Linked DNA regions of Homo sapiens: region 1 is linked to region 2. A link is a loop called in an ENCODE intact Hi-C map of the cell type or tissue named here. Cell type or tissue: A673. All regions are shown on one strand. Each heading gives the region's core, and the rest is flanking DNA. Links, peaks and the distances in the headings are about the cores only.

Region 1 (7,939 bases), core at 1,172-6,171, 370 kb before region 2:
TCTAACTCAGTCTTTGGCAATACTAATATTCCTTTCTGGTAACATAATTTTGACTGGATTACTGTTCTCATGTTTTAGGCCTAACTTGTTTAAAAATTTGATGAGTGGCCGGGCGTGGTGGATCATGCCTGTAATCCTGGCACTTTGGGAGGCTGAGGTGGGCAGATCACAAGGTCAGGAGATCAAGACCATCCTGGCCAACATGGTGAAACACAGTCTCTACTAAAAATACAAACATTAGCTGGGCATAGTGGCACATGCCTACAGTTCCAGCTACTTAGGAGGCTGAGGCAGGAGAATCACTTGAACCCAAGAGGCAGAGGCTGCAGTGAGCCGAGATCATGCCACTGCACTCCAGCCTGGGCAACAGAGCAAGACTCTGTCTCAAGAAAAAAAAAAGTTTGATGAGTGTGGGGCTAGTGTTGTGATAGTCTCCTGTGCCCTGCCAACTCTTTTGGATTATTTTTTAAAATGAGGAACATTTCAGATTTAGTTTGTAGCAATTCAACTTTGGGAGTCTTGCAAGAACTCACTTATTTTAATGGAAAATAGCCCAGGTTGTCTACCAGCTTTTCCTGAGCTCTGTTTTGGGTGTTCTACCCAAAATAAAAAACGTATAAACACAAAAATAGTAATGTTCATGTCTGTGACAGCCAATGTTAAGTCTCTGCTGTTGTCTATGGCTGTTATCCAAAAAGTAGATTCAATTCTGTCATGTATTGGAGTCTGGGAATGTTGTTAAGAGATACATACATTGAAATTTGGAGAGCTGCTCTGTATTTATCAATTAGGCAGTAATAATCTTGGATGAAGGCTAGTCTTATTAATGTTGTGAACCAGTCTTATTAATGTTGTGAACCAGTAGTGTCCCCAGGAATAGAGAACACTACACTACTCACTTTGCATTTTCTTATCCACATAATAGAATTAGTTAGTGATAACCCTCTTTACTCGGAATCGATTGCTGCCACATTTCTGCATGATACATAGATCTCTGCAAATATGTGATTTTTTTCCTAAATGGAGAAAATCCAAAAATTCTTCTTAAAATTTTTCATGGGCATACAAGAAGATAGGAGGTGACATCTTAAAACAAGTATCTCTGAACTTTTTGTATAAAAAAAAGCAACCTCTTTGCTCTATTATTAATACCACATGTGGTGATATGAATGCCCAAATGTAGACAGCAGTTATGAGATATTACAAGAGAAGAAAAAAGCTCTGCCGCTTATGGCAACTTACCCAAAAAGTTATCTTTGACTTAGGCTGGAGGTGCACATAGCATAGCTCCTAGAGTTCTGTTTATGTCATGAATATTTGTTACTCAAAACTCCATAGGCCAAGAGCTCCTGAAGAGAAGGTCACATGCTAGCAGCAATTGTCATTTTTTCCCTCAAATATTGCTATAGTATAATTTTGTTTGAATTATAAACTTCAGTCTTTATTATATTTGATTCTGGCATTTTGGTTTGTAGTGCTATAGTACAGGAAATGTTTTAAATGCTTTGCCTTTATGTAAGTGAATATCGGTACACACACATACACATACACACACAGACACAGACACACACACACACACACTCACAGCCAGTTTAGAATGTGGGGTAAGGAACACCAGACAAAGAGGGCAATATAAGAAAGAGAAGACATTGAAAACATTGGGAAGAGGCAGTAACAGAGTGCCAGAGAAGATAAGGCAGCTGGGAGGGGGAGAAACTAAGTGAGGTGGATAAACTAAAAGCATCCTTCTGGGTTAAAGCAGACTAAAAGCTTAGCAATTGCTTAATATCACCATCTTATCCTATAGATGTGGGAATAAAGGCTAAGGAAGGAGAAATGAAAATGCAGAATCATATGGGGGCTTTTCCAAGGAGGTATGAAGGAAGGTGAGGACAGGGAGAGCGGCTGGAAGTCAGGGGGTAAGAGAAACTCTAAAAATCAGGGCTTGAGGGAAATAAAAGGTGAGGTAAGAGGCTCAGGGCTGTGGGAGGCACATTTTTCTCTGAAAAGCAGTTTGGATGAGGAAGAGATTTGGCAGTTGGAAGAGAGAAGAAGTCACTACAGGGTACTGAGGAAAAGCTTTGCTGAAATTGGAGATCAAATACCAGCTCTGCCAGTAAGAAGTTGCATCTCCCAGTGAAATGCTGCTGCTGCCATTTCAACTGTTAGCTGTTCTCTTTCCTGGTGGTAACAGTGAACATGGTAAGAGTCACTCTGGCAGCTCCCAGCACTGGTGCAGGGGTTTGGATTTTAAAAAGCAAGCAGGGCTTTCCTAGGTGCAATTGGACACTAAGGGTCTGGGTCTTTCTGTCTCCCGCCCTCTTCAACCATTCTGGTGGTTGGGACTAGAACCTGAAGCCTTAAGGCAGTCAAATGTGTCAGACTTCCTGTGTTCTTTAGACTCTAGGTTCTTGTTTTCTAAATCATTTTCATTCCCATTCTTCCTAATTGTCTCCTGCTTCTCTCTTTATCTTCACCATCTTGCTTTTCCACTCTTCACAGCCTTCCAGGGGCCGACCTCCTTTCATGTTATCCAGACCTCGTCCTTTACCAATAGTACCTGGGCACAAACTCAAGGCTCAGGCTGGTTGGATGATTTGCAGATTCATGGCTGGGATAGCGACTCAGGCACTGCCATATTCCTGAAGCCTTGGTCTAAAGGTAACTTTAGTGATAAGGAGGTTGCTGAGTTAGAGGAGATATTCCGAGTCTACATCTTTGGATTCGCTCGAGAAGTACAAGACTTTGCCGGTGATTTCCAGATGAAATGTGAGTCTAGTCCACCGAACTGGGAAGAGTCTCAAGGACTCTCTTTTCTCTCTTTTTTGCAAAGTGTTGCTCTCTCTGATGCTTCTCCCTTCCTTTCTATTTTACCCAAATGCACGCACATGCTTTTCTTGAGTAGTCTCTCACTCCAGCTTCACACCATCACACCTCATATTTCAGATTCTTGCTGCCTCTGCACTCTTCTCTTACTCTCAGACTGTCTTCCACTTTGTAACCAGCTGCTGGTTTGTCTTATGTGAAACTTCTCCTCAAGGGCCCTTACTTCTCCTACCCTGTGCCTGAGTGATCTAACGTGTGGCTTTCTCCCCTAATCCATCTTTTCAATCATCTCCTCCCCGCACCCTCCTCTTGCTGGGAACCTCCACTCACTCTGGAATGCTGCACTCCTGACTGCACCACGCTCTGCCTCACCTCTCCTTTCATACTCACTGTACTCCTTTATCACATACCTTTGTCTTCATGGCATGCACATTTTTCTCAATGCTCTTGTTTCTGAAAATGTCTAAATGTTATCATTAGTTTTTAGCTCATCATCATTTTACACCAAATAACTTTATCCCCACCAAAATCTAAAATCCTAGGTTCTTTTCTCATGCCTTTTTTTCTTATTTGTGTTTAATAACTTGCTCTCTTTTCCCTCTACATAGACCCCTTTGAGATCCAGGGCATAGCAGGCTGTGAGCTACATTCTGGAGGTGCCATAGTAAGCTTCCTGAGGGGAGCTCTAGGAGGATTGGATTTCCTGAGTGTCAAGAATGCTTCATGTGTGCCTTCCCCAGAAGGTGGCAGCAGGGCACAGAAATTCTGTGCACTAATCATACAATATCAAGGTATCATGGAAACTGTGAGAATTCTCCTCTATGAAACCTGCCCCCGATATCTCTTGGGCGTCCTCAATGCAGGAAAAGCAGATCTGCAAAGACAAGGTTAGTCCTGCTGTTATTTCACTTCCCACCACCTCCTCTAAGATCAAGAGTAGGAAGATATCAAAGGATAGGAGCTTAAATAACAAGTTATTTGGTTCCCAAAGGAGTGAATGGGGTCGCTGTCCAAGCTTGTAGGTTTCTGAGTTCATAACCTCTGAACTCGAGTTATAACATGACACTTTTTTTTCTCCTTCCTGCCTTAGTGAAGCCTGAGGCCTGGCTGTCCAGTGGCCCCAGTCCTGGACCTGGCCGTCTGCAGCTTGTGTGCCATGTCTCAGGATTCTACCCAAAGCCCGTGTGGGTGATGTGGATGCGGGGTGAGCAGGAGCAGCAGGGCACTCAGCTAGGGGACATCCTGCCCAATGCTAACTGGACATGGTATCTCCGAGCAACCCTGGATGTGGCAGATGGGGAGGCGGCTGGCCTGTCCTGTCGGGTGAAGCACAGCAGTTTAGAGGGCCAGGACATCATCCTCTACTGGAGTAAGAAATAGCAGGGACCCAGGCTGGAAATGCCAGGAAGTGATCTTCAGGCATAGAGGGAGGCACTGGGGAAGGATAGAGCTTGAGAGATGAAAGAGGGAGAGATTGATTGATTGATTTCCCTGACCCCAATCCCAACAGGAGTAAAAATAGATAATCCAAGTTATCAAAAATGTAGGAATTAAGGACCTGTAAACTGGGTAGAGGGGATCAAAGGATGGATATATGGTGGCCAGGAATATGAGAGAGGAAGTTGGAAATGACCATACATTGGAAGTAGGTGGGCAAAGGAAGGCCAAGGAATTCTGTGTATAGTATCTGAAGTGACATCCTTTTGTCCTCTCTCAATTGCCAGGAAACCCCACCTCCATTGGCTCAATTGTTTTGGCAATAATAGTGCCTTCCTTGCTCCTTTTGCTATGCCTTGCATTATGGTATATGAGGCGCCGGTGAGTTGTGGGTGGTGTTGTTTTTTTTTTTAATATGTCTTTTCTGTTCACCCTTCCACTGTTTTTTACCATTTTATCTATTTAAAAATTGTTTATCCTCAATCCTTTCACCATATCCTTTCCCCAAACTCCCATTCGTTTTATGTGGACTTAAAAAAAATTCTGTTAAAATACACATAACATAAGGTTTACCATCTTTACCATTTTTAAGTGTACAGTTCAGTGGTGTTAAGTGTGTTCACATTGTTGTGCAAGCAATCTTCAAAACTCTTCTGTCTTGCAAGACTGAAACTCTATTCCTATTACGCTGCAAGTTCCCATTTCCCCTCTTCTCCAGGCCCTGGTTAGGACAGCTCTACATTCTGTCTCTATGAATTCTACTATTCTAGGTACCTTATATAAGTGGAATTGTAAATATTTGTCTTTTTGTGACTTATTTCATTTAGCGTAATATCCTCATTGTAGCATATGAAAGGGCTTCCTTCCTTTTTTGAAACTGAACAATATTCCACCATATGCGTATAACACATTTTGTTCATCCATTCGTCTATCTATGGACACTTGGGTTGCTTTCACTTTTAACTATCATGAATAATATTACTATGAGCATGGGTGTACAAACATCTTTTATGTGGAGCTCTTTTGTTCTTCTGTTTTTAACAGGTCATATCAGAATATCCCATGAGCCATCATCATGTCTCCTCTCCCATTCGCAATAAGTACCAAGAAGCCCAAGATATCAGCCCAAAAGTCAATCTTATCATATTTCAAATGATTTTCAAATTTGATGAAATCAGAGTTTTCATGTATTTTAAAATAAATTATTATTTAAACATCAGCAAAAAAGTACTTAAAACTGTAAATTTATTATGAGACTGTACTAACAGTGTGATTCACCCTGATTTTACACACATTAAAATGTTAGAAAAAATGTGTCTCAAAATAAATGAAATATAATACATATGACTTAATGGTGACTCCCTTTGGCTTCCTAATTTAAAACTTTTCTTTTTCTGCTTCTGGTTAAATATCATTTGTCAAAGAAAACCAAATATAATTATGCCAGAATCACTGTATTTGCAGAGATGCAGAGCCTTTTGGATGTAATTTCTTCTCTGTCTCTGCCTGGATGAATTTCTAGCCCTGAAGGCTCAGCTGAGATGTTTCTTCCTCAGGAAGACTTTCCTAGTGCTATAATAAAAGGAACTATGCAGAGATCCACTTTACACTTTACTCACAGCATTGGAGTTATTTTTGTTTTTCCTCCCCTTCTCTTTGTAAGTTCCTTGAGGACAGTGTTCCCTATTTGTAGATCTCTGGCAAGATCTCTTAGCTGCAAATTCATTTTCTCAGTAAAAACTATCTGAGTTGCTGTAACTGCCAAGTTAAGTGTTTTCTTTCAGAGTCATCTACTTTCTTCCATTTTTTTTTCTTTTTAGTTGATATTGTAGATTCTCCTCATCTTGCTAAAATAGTTTCCACTTAGCCAAAAAATATTATGTTTTCTTTATTTCTGTTCCAAACTCCTTTGGAGAAAACCACCCTTGGCTTACTACAGCTATAGTCTAGCTTTTAAAGGGTCATAGTGAGAGGTGAAGCCAGCTGCACTCCCTGGGTTGAGTGGGGACTCCTATAACTTTTCTGTAGCTAGCAAGAGTTTTGTAAAATGCACCAATCAATGCTCTGTAAAAACACACCAATCAGTGCTCTGTAGCTAGCAAGAGGTTTGTAAAATGCACCAATCAGTGCTCTGTAAAATAGACCAATCTGCACTCTGTAAAATGGACCAGCCAGCGCTGGTCCATTAATTAATAATTTTATAGGGGCCAAGCGTGGTGGCTCACGCCTGTAATCCCAGCACTTTGGGAGGCCGAGGCAGGTGGATCACCTGAGGTCAGGAGTTTGAGACCAGGCTGACCAACATGGCAAAAATCTGTCTCTACTAAAAATACAAAAATTAGCCGGGCATGGTGGTGCATGGCTGTAGTCCCAGCTACTTGGAAGGCTGAGGCAGGAGAATCACTTGAACCCAGCAAGTGGAGGTTGCAGTGAGCCAAGATTGTGCCACTGCACTCCAGCCTGGGTGACAGAGCAAGACCCTGTCTCCAAAAATAATAATAATAATAATAATAATTTTATATGTGCAAACATAAAGCAGTATAAAAACTATCCTTTGCTCATTAGACAGTTTTGAAAAAATTATCAACTCATGATTAAAATAAATTTTAGATATTGTATCATTTCATCCTTAACTATTTCAACATGTCTTTCTGTAACATATAGACTTTTTTAACATATAGCCGAAATTACATTATGACATCCCCAAATAAAAGATTTCTTAATATCATTAAATATATAGTTGTTCAGCATTCAAATTTTTTCCAATTGTCTCATGAATTGTTTTTACAGTTTATTCATTAAATTGGAATAAAAATAAGATTCATGCATTAAAATTAGTTGATGTTTCATAAACCGTTTTTAATCTGTAGGATTCTTCTCTCATTTTTATCCTAGAATTTGTTTTTTAAGAAATTTCATCATTCTTCTTGTAAAATCATCCACAGTTTGGATTTTGCTGATTACATAGCTATAATGTCATTTAACATGCCCCTTTGTTCTCTTTATTTACTATATATAAATAGATTTGTGGGCCGGGCATGGTGGCTCACGCCTGTAATCCCAGCACTTTGGGAGGCCGAGGCGGGCGGATCACGAGGTCAGTTGATTGAGACCATCCTGGCTAACACGGTGAAACCCCATCTCTACTAAAACTACAAAAAAAATTAGCCGGGCATGATGGTGGGCACCTGTAGTCCCAGCTACTCAGGGAGGCTGAGGCAGGAGAATGGCATGAACCCGGGAGGCGGAGCTTGCAGTGAGCCGAGATCGCGCCACTGCACTCCAGCTTGGGCAACAGAGCAAGACTCCGTCTCAAGAAAAAATAAAAAATAAATAAATAGATTTGTGATGTGCTCAGATTCAGGTTTTATTATACTATGTATATCTCACAAGAGGCATATAATGCTTAATGGTCTTCATTCATTACTAGATTAATAGGTCTCAACTCTTACACATTTTACATATGTACAAGTTATATTGAAGGTGGCACAACAGTGTGAATGTACTTAATAACACAGAATTGTACACTTAAAAATGGCAAAATGGTAAATCTTATATATGTGTATTTTACCACAATAAAAAAAGATTGAGATCACCAGAAAAGCTTTTCTCTGTGTGATGGAAATTGTGTGTGTGCGTGTGTGTGTGTGTGTGTGTGTGTATAAAATGTATGTCC
Region 2 (7,939 bases), core at 1,147-6,146:
GTCCTGAGCCGCTCTTCTGAGCTTCAGAAGATGGGGTCCTGAGCCGCTCTTCTGAGCTTCAGAAGATGGGATCCTGAGCCCCTCTCTGAGCTTCAGCAGATGGGGTCCTGAGCCCCTCTCTGAGCTTCAGAAGATGGGGTCCTGAGCCGCTCTCTAAGCTTCAGCAGATGGGGTCCTGAGCCACTCTCTGAGCTTCAACAGATGGGTCCTGAACCCCTCTTCTGTGCTTCAGCAGATGGGTTCTGAGCTTCTTGCTGGATCTCTTGCTGTGTCCTCACATGGTGGAGAGAGAGAGAGAGAGAGAATCTCTTTTGTGTATTTTAGGGCACTAATCCCATTCATGAGGGATGCACCCTTATGACCTAATCACCTCCCAAAGGCACCACCTCTAAATACCATTACATTGGGGATTAGGGCTTCAGCAAATAAAGTTTTGGGGAATGCATGCATTCAGTCCACAGCAGTTCCTAGATTCACAGGACCAGAATTTGCATGTGGAGTAGTCATTAAGATTGTTCACAAATCCTTTTTTTTTTCTCTCTTTCCCCAGGTTAGAATTTTCTGTCTCAGTTGAGTTAAAGCATGACTATGGGACTTTGTCTGGCCAATAAAATGTGAGTGGAAGTGTCACTTCTGGCCAGAAGTTTTAGGAACCAAGTTATGCTCTGCCATGTTCTCTTTTCCCTTGGTCACAGCGACTGGCAATAACCTAGGTGATGTTGTGCTATCAGCCCAGGTCCTAGGGGGAGGATGATGATGGGGTTGAACAGAGCCCTCAACTGACCCTCCAGATTGCATAATGAGAAATAAACCTTTGTGGTTGTAAGCCACTGAAATTGTAGGGCTGTTCACTATCATAGCAACAGGGCTCAGCCCATCTTGACTGAATTGGAGTGAGGCTTTTTTAGCACAAAGTGAAACTCAAACCCCATATTTTGCCATCTCCTCAATTTCTCCAGCTGTCCTGGATATTCCCCCAGTGGGCTCAAGTAGCACTCTGCTATGGCATCAGTTACACTGTATGTCCAGTCTTCTTTCATTCCCGTGACCAAGCCCATTGGAGCACACTTCTGTGTCTTTGGGGTCTAAGCATCTAACACAGAGCCTAGGACACAGGACATGCTAAGTACATGCTCACTGAATGGATGCCTGTAGGAGAAGGATTCTGACACTGCAGTGTTGCCCTGCAGGACAAACTCCAAGTGGCCCAGAAGGTCAGCCCACCTTGGACCCCACATTTTTGTCAGATGACGCGGGAGACTTTTTGTTTCTGGTATCCTCATCCCTGGGGGCTCAGCCAGGTGGGTTGGCACCTGGGGTGTCTGCCCAGCTGGCTAGCAGAATTTGTATCACCGTGTGCAGACCTCAGCAGTAAATCAGCAGGTGTGAGGAATTTACCCCAGAGAGTGATCCAGCAGTGGCATGAATGAGTAATTTACAAAGCCCATTAAGGCGGCACAGAATTACTTATTTATGGGAACTTTTTGACAGATCTGCGGCTTAATCATTTATCCCTGTGAACATTTAGCCAGGGTCATTGGTAAATAATTCACTTATTACACACTCTGGAGTGGTTTATGGTACTGTGACTTATGATCTCACATGAGTTCGCAGCCGGGGAATTGGAATGTGAAGGCCGGGGAGGGGAGGGGAAGTGGAGGCCTCTGGATGCAGGCCCCAGTAGAAAGGCCGTCTGCTCTAAGTCAGCTTGATGTTACAGCACAGGAGGATTTTAGTCCCCAGTCTAACCTTTGGGGAGACAGTGAGGGAAGGAAATAGGTATTAAGAGAATGGTCTGAAAATGCTAGGTCTTAGCTCCAGGCAGAGCGAGGACAGACTCCAGCTTCACTAGCTCTCCGGGGCCTAGTGGGGAAATCTGAATGCCCCAGCCTGACATTCAAGATCCTCCAGGAACTGTCCCCATTCCTTCCCAGTCTTATCACTCATTACTTATCTCAGCAGCGCCACGGGGGCTGATATCTCACATATCTCCCCCGCTCCCCAAGAATTTGCTCGTGGCACTCCTCCTGCCTGCCTGCCCTTCTCTTCTTTTGTCTAACTGCTACTTAATATTCAGCTTTCAGCTCAAAGCCCATCTCTGCATGAAGCCTTCTTACACTACTTCAGCTACGTTCACGACCTCCATGAAGTTCTTGAAAACTTGCAAAGTACCATGCACACATGAAGCACATTACACATGCCATTGATTAGCCGGCTCCCCTGGCTAGACTAGGTGCTCCTTCAGCACCAGGACTCAGACCCCAGTGAACATGGTCCCATGAAAGTTAGCCCAGAGCCTTTCCCACAGTGAGTTAAATGAACATGGGCTGTTGTTGATGATGGTGATAATAGGAGGATGCTCATGAAGATGGCTGTCAGGCTGACTTCCTCAGCATCACACCATGGCCTCTCTTCTCTGTCCCACATGTTCCCCAGGCCCCAAAGACAGTGGAAGCAGGTGATCACATCTCTAAGGTTCCTCAAGAGTCTAACTGATACCATAAGTGGAGAGAGGCACTTATGTTGGGATGGAGGAGGAGTGCATTTGGGCCTGCTCACCAGAGAGGAGTCAAGTTAAGGGGGAAAGGAAATCCAGGTGCAAGCACCAAGCCCCACCCTCTTATTGAAGATCCATCCCAAGCCACACCTGACTTGCCCATAACCTTCCAGGAAGACCCTACAGATTCCAAATGTGTTTCCCAGACCTCTAGTTTAAGGAGATTAGCTTGACTTCTTGAGGTTTAGTCCAGTTAAATAAGGTCTTCTACCTTTGTATCAATACCAATTGTTGCCCAGATGGTAGAAAGATTTAGCAAGATGGCTTCCTCTTCCCATTGGAGTTTTTAGATCTCCAATGGGAAGACACAGGAGATAATTTACTGTCTTGCCCACCAGGAAATCCTTCCTAAAGTCTAGTCTCAAGCAGTTTTGCTATAATGGTCAAGAAGAAGCATAGGATACTGAGCAACTTGTATTCCAGGAAGGGAAAGCCTGGGCTTGCCTGAGGTGAGTTGGGAGATGAGAAAAGATAGAAACAAGGTTGTTCCTAAGCACAGTGCTCTGTTCTTCCCTAGGTCTCAGGGAATTTGAAACAGGTTTCTAATCACTGCGTAGAGTGGTCAGAGCCATATGGTTTGTTACCTTATTCACACGTTTTTATGTGCTCCCATAACAACCTTGTCAAGTAGGTATTCTTGTGAGTTTCTATTACTGACTGAATTGTGTCCTCCCTAAATCTATATGTTGAAGCCCTAACCCCAGTGTGACTATTTGGACACAGAGCCTTTAAAGAGTTAATTAAGGTGAACTGAGCTCATAGGGGTAGAGCCTTAATCCTTACAGGACTGGTGTCCTTATAAGAAGAGAATAGACATCAGATCTCTCTCTCTCTCTCTCACTCTCTCTCTCCTTCTTTTGCCTTTCACGCGCACAAAGGAAAGGCCATGTGAGGACATAACAGGAAGGCAGCTGCCTGCAACCCAGGAAGAGAGGAACCAGAACCTAACATGCTGGTACCCTAATCTTGGACTTCCAGCCTTCAGAACCATAAGGCAATAAGTTTCTGTTGTTTAAGCCACCTGGCCTGTGGCGTTCTGTTACTGCAGCCTGAGCTGATGAGACAGCTTCCTTTTACAGGTGAGAAAATTAAGGCTCACGGCAGAGAAATGGCTTGTCCAAAGTCATCCAAATAGCAGGTGAAATAAGGACTGGATGCTAGCATGGATGGACCAGATCCTGCAGACTCCATCCCAGGATGGAACTCTGGAGTCTAGACCCTGCATCTGGCAGTCTCCCTGCTGGCTCTTCTGCTGTGCATTCCTGTTACAGCTTCTCTGTCAACTCTGCACTCCCACTCCAAACATCCTACACTTTGGGTTGCTTCTCCCCTTCTCTCCGCTCAGTGCTCATCAGGTTTTGTGGTTCTGTGGTGTGGTGCTGCCATCTGCTGGCAGGAGGCACCCGCTGCCCTAACTGCCAGGGCGGGATTTTCTTTCTATTTTATTTTATTTATTTATTTTTTGAGACAGAGCCTCCCTCTGTCGCCCAGGCTGGAGTGCAGTGGCACGATCTCGGCTCACTGCAACCTCCGCCTCCGGGTTCAAGCGATTCTCCAACCTCAGCCTCCTCAGTAGCTGGGAGTGCAGGTGCACGCCACCACACCCGGCTAATTTTTGTAATTTTAGTAGAGACGGGGTTTCACCATGTTGGCCAGGATGATCTTGAACTCCTGAGCTCAAAAGATAGCCCGACTCGGCCTCCCAAAGCGCTGGGGTTACAGGCGTGAGCCACAGCCTGGCCTGGGATTTTCTTTACCATGTCTCTCTCTTACTTCCACATACCGTCCACCTCTCCCTCCTAAATCCAATCCCTTTCACTCTCTCCTGTAGGCAGGTGGCTAATATGATAGGTTCCTGGAGGAAAAATAAAATAAAATAAAAGGAAGCAGGTACAGATAACTATCTTTGAGAAGAAAATGGATTACAAAAGGGAAAAGACGGTTGATTCCCAAGGGGTGAAGTCCCCACAGAGTGTCAAACCAGACCCTCCCAGGGTAGGTCAGAGAGCTGGGGGAGGTCTGAGGCAGTGGGCATGGTGCCCTTTGGCTTTGATCACAAACAGAAGCACTGAAGACCTCCCTGCCTGTCCTATGGAGGTGGCAGGAGCTCCTGGAAAGCCTGTAGGAAGAGGCTACTAGGAATAAAATTCTATCTATCTATCTATCTATCTATCTATCTATCTATCTATCTATCTATGAGAGAGCACTCTGTCATCCAGGTGGGAGTGTAGTGGCACAATCACAGCTCACTGCAGGCTTGACCTCCGAGCTCAGTCCCATGACACCTGGGACTACAGGTGTCATGCCTGGCTAATATAAAAAATATTTTTGTACAGACGGGGTTTTGCTATGTAACCCAGGCTGGTCTCGAATTCCTAGGCTAAGGTGATTCTCCTGCCTCAGCCTCCCAAAGTGCTGGGACTGTAGGCATGAGCTGTCATGCCCAGCCTACTATCCCTTTATTCCAGAGAATGAGGGTGATCTTGCTGACTGGTTTCTGTTACGTACTCTCCCATAGTGACATGTGCAGTAAATAATCCCACCTCATTTGACAGATGCGGAAACCGAGTATCAGTGTGGTTTATCAATCCACAGATTAGTGTGGATGAATGATATCATACTTTGGGGGTGTGGCTATTGAGCCGGGAATGTACTGCAAGGGCATCTGAAAGCTCTGACTCATCTCATGCCAGAGTGTGAAATATTAAAGTCAGTGCTTAGGAGAGATCTCACTTTCTTCTCTCCACGCAAACCCTAGCTTCAGTGTCTCTCTGTGAGGTCACCCAGAGTCTGGTTCATATGGCTAAGAGTCACATATTACAGGCACAGCCACAGCCAGCAGTTGGCATCTGCTCTCCTGTGTCAGCAAGGCTCAAGGCAGGAGAAGCAGATTGGTGAATGGGAGCCAGGAGAAGAGTGCAGAGAGGGGGAATGGCCAAGGGGACTGAGCATAAAGGAAGGGAAGGTCATACAGAAGGGAAAAATACACACATAAAATAGAAAGAACAGAGGACTTTGACTTTGGAGTTACCAAGCTGTGTGTCTTCAGGGAATTCTTCTTCATCTGTAAAGTGGGCATAATACAGTCGTGTCTGCCTCACACATCTATTTTGAAAATTAAGTGAGATAACATGAGTGAAACCACCAGCCCCAGTGTTCAACTCACAGTCAGCCTGAGTAAGCGTTTGTTGAATCTGAAACCATGAAAGGGAGCGGGCTGATTCATTGTCCCCTCATGTCCTGGGACTACTGACCTATATTAACATGAATATACTGGCAGCCAATCATCACATGCGCTACAACACCTCCTGAATGAAGGCTCTGACACAGTCCCAGCGTTCCAGAAGCCAGGAGGTGGTCTTGCTCCCTCCAGCTTTGCTCTTCACAGGCACGGCTTTGCCACATTCCTCTAAATGCATCAGCGTCACAGAAGCCATGTCCTGTATGCCAGAATGGAGCAGATTCCAATTAGGAGCCGCAGGGAGTCACATGCCTTCAAATGGAACGGGGTAATTTTGATAATTTTTTTTTTTTTAGATGGAGTTTAGCTATTGTCATCCAGGCTGGAGTGCAAAGACATGATCTTGGCTCACTGTAATCTTTGCCTCCCGGGTTCAAGAGATTCTCCTGTCTCAGCCTCCCTAGTAATTGGGATTACAGGTGCTCACCACCATACCCAGCTAATTTTTGTATTTTTAGTAGAGACAGGGTTTTGCCATGTTGGCCAGGCTGGTCTTGAACTCCTGACTTCAGGTGATCCACCTGCCTCGGCCTCCCAATATGCTGGGATTACAGGCGTGAGCCACCGTGCCTGGCCAATTTTGGTAATTTTGTTTCCTGGGAAGGACAATACATTTACATGGCTTTGCAACATGACTACAAAGCCTTGGATTTAGAGTCAGGAATCTGGCTTATGGTCCAATGTCTTGATCACTACCTGTATCACTACCTGGGCAAAATAGGACAAGTTGGTTTCCCTGGCTCTAAGCCTCTTTTTCTCTAATACTCCATGTTTCAATCACTAGCCTACCCAATTTTATCCCTTGGAAATGCTTTTGGTTGCAAGAAATAGAATACTCAGCTAACATTAGCTTTTGACAAAAGAGCATTTATTGTTTATGCACAACCATTTCAGACACAGGCAGTCTATGTCATCTCAACAGCATAAACAAGGACCCAGGCTCCAACATCATCTTCATCATCTTTAGCATCTTGATCCTCACGACCGCCACCTGAGGCCACAAGATAGCTACTGCAACTCCAGGTGTCACACAACTATTAAAGGCAGAAAGAAGGAAGGAGTTGGCATCAAATGCTCCTGTTACTTATGTCAAGAAAGCAAAAGATTTTCCAGAAAATCCCTAGCAGACATCTCCTTTGCTTTCATGGTCTAGAACTCTGTCATGTGAGAACTTCCAGCTCCCAGGGAAGCTTTCTAACCTCTAGGTGGGAGGCAGCAAGGGAGATCCCACAGTTCTTTGATGTGCCACCCTGATGAGAGTATATTCCCTAGTGTTGCTTTCCTGAGAGCGAGGATGAGGAGCCAATGAGTAGCTTTTGATAAAGAGGGAGGAAAAAGCCCTGAAAAAATTTAGGCCTTCTCCTCGGAGGTTAGACAGGGGTGGATATAATATGAAGACCCTAGACACCATGAGTCTCAGGGCTCTGAGGTTTGGAGTACTGAACAGAGGACTGTGAAGGTCTGGAAGCTTGCATTGTGTTTTGTCTAGCTTTGTTATTCTCAAAACTTAAGGGTGTATCTAGGGCAGACTCCCCACCTGTTCAGCTAGCTGGAGCATCAGGGGTTCTAATGTGTGTTTAACTCGGTGGAGCCCCAGAAAGCCTGACAGTGATATCCTCTTCTTTCCTCCTTCTCCCAAGGGGCTCTGGAACCTCTAGGTGCCCAGACCTGTGCAATGTATAGGTGTTGCTGAGTCCTGTAAATGACACTATTTTACCTCCTCCCAGGAGCTTCACTACTTTCTGACCCCATTGAAGTGGCCATATAGGTTCTTCCCATTCCTGAACAACTGTGCCTGTGGAATCTTGATAAAATAGGACATTATTTTTTCATAATAAGCATAGCTATCATTTACTGACTTATAGCAAAACAGTTCAGAGATGACCAGCCCAGAGTTACACAGCGACAGAGTCAAGATTCCACCCAGGTCAGCCTGATTCCACTGGCCTTACCTTTCTCTTTTCTTTTTTCTTTTCTTTTCTGTTCTTTTCTTTTCTTTTCTCTTTTCTTCTTTTCTCTTCCTTTCCCTTCCCTTCCCTTCTCTTTTCTTTTTTCTTTCCTTTTCTTTTTTTTTTTTTTTTTAACAAGGTCTCACTCAGCACCTAGGCTGGAATGCAGTGACGTGATCTCTGCTCGTTGTA

Evidence for each region. A loop is a pair of places that touch in the nucleus more often than their neighbours do. Peaks named below come from ENCODE experiments on the same cell type or tissue, not always from the same donor. Only the 100,000 strongest peaks of a DNase experiment are listed, where the experiment ranks them.
Region 1: a loop joins it to region 2, with 2.9 times the contacts of the local background. A loop is called at or near these places in 1 of 110 quality-filtered maps.

What each region holds. Positions count from the first base shown.
Region 1 is chr1:158,325,626-158,333,564 of GRCh38, reverse strand. It overlaps CD1B (CD1b molecule), which reads left to right and starts at 2,034. Exons shown (of 6, transcript NM_001764.3): 1 at 2,034-2,202; 2 at 2,503-2,769; 3 at 3,435-3,713; 4 at 3,917-4,195; 5 at 4,551-4,644; 6 at 5,308-5,610. The coding sequence starts at 2,142. The coding sequence ends at 5,329. In A673, for the core only: a CTCF peak has its summit at 3,566 (motif pointing right); no DNase peak of the experiment used is centred there; H3K27me3 peaks cover 1,801 bases.
Region 2 is chr1:157,959,822-157,967,760 of GRCh38, reverse strand. No RefSeq gene overlaps it. Among named protein-coding and RNA genes, the nearest start is that of KIRREL1, 30 kb to the left of the region's middle. In A673, for the core only: a CTCF peak has its summit at 3,945 (motif pointing left); DNase peaks (open chromatin) are centred at 1,560, 2,020, 3,920 and 5,200; H3K27ac peaks cover 3,068 bases.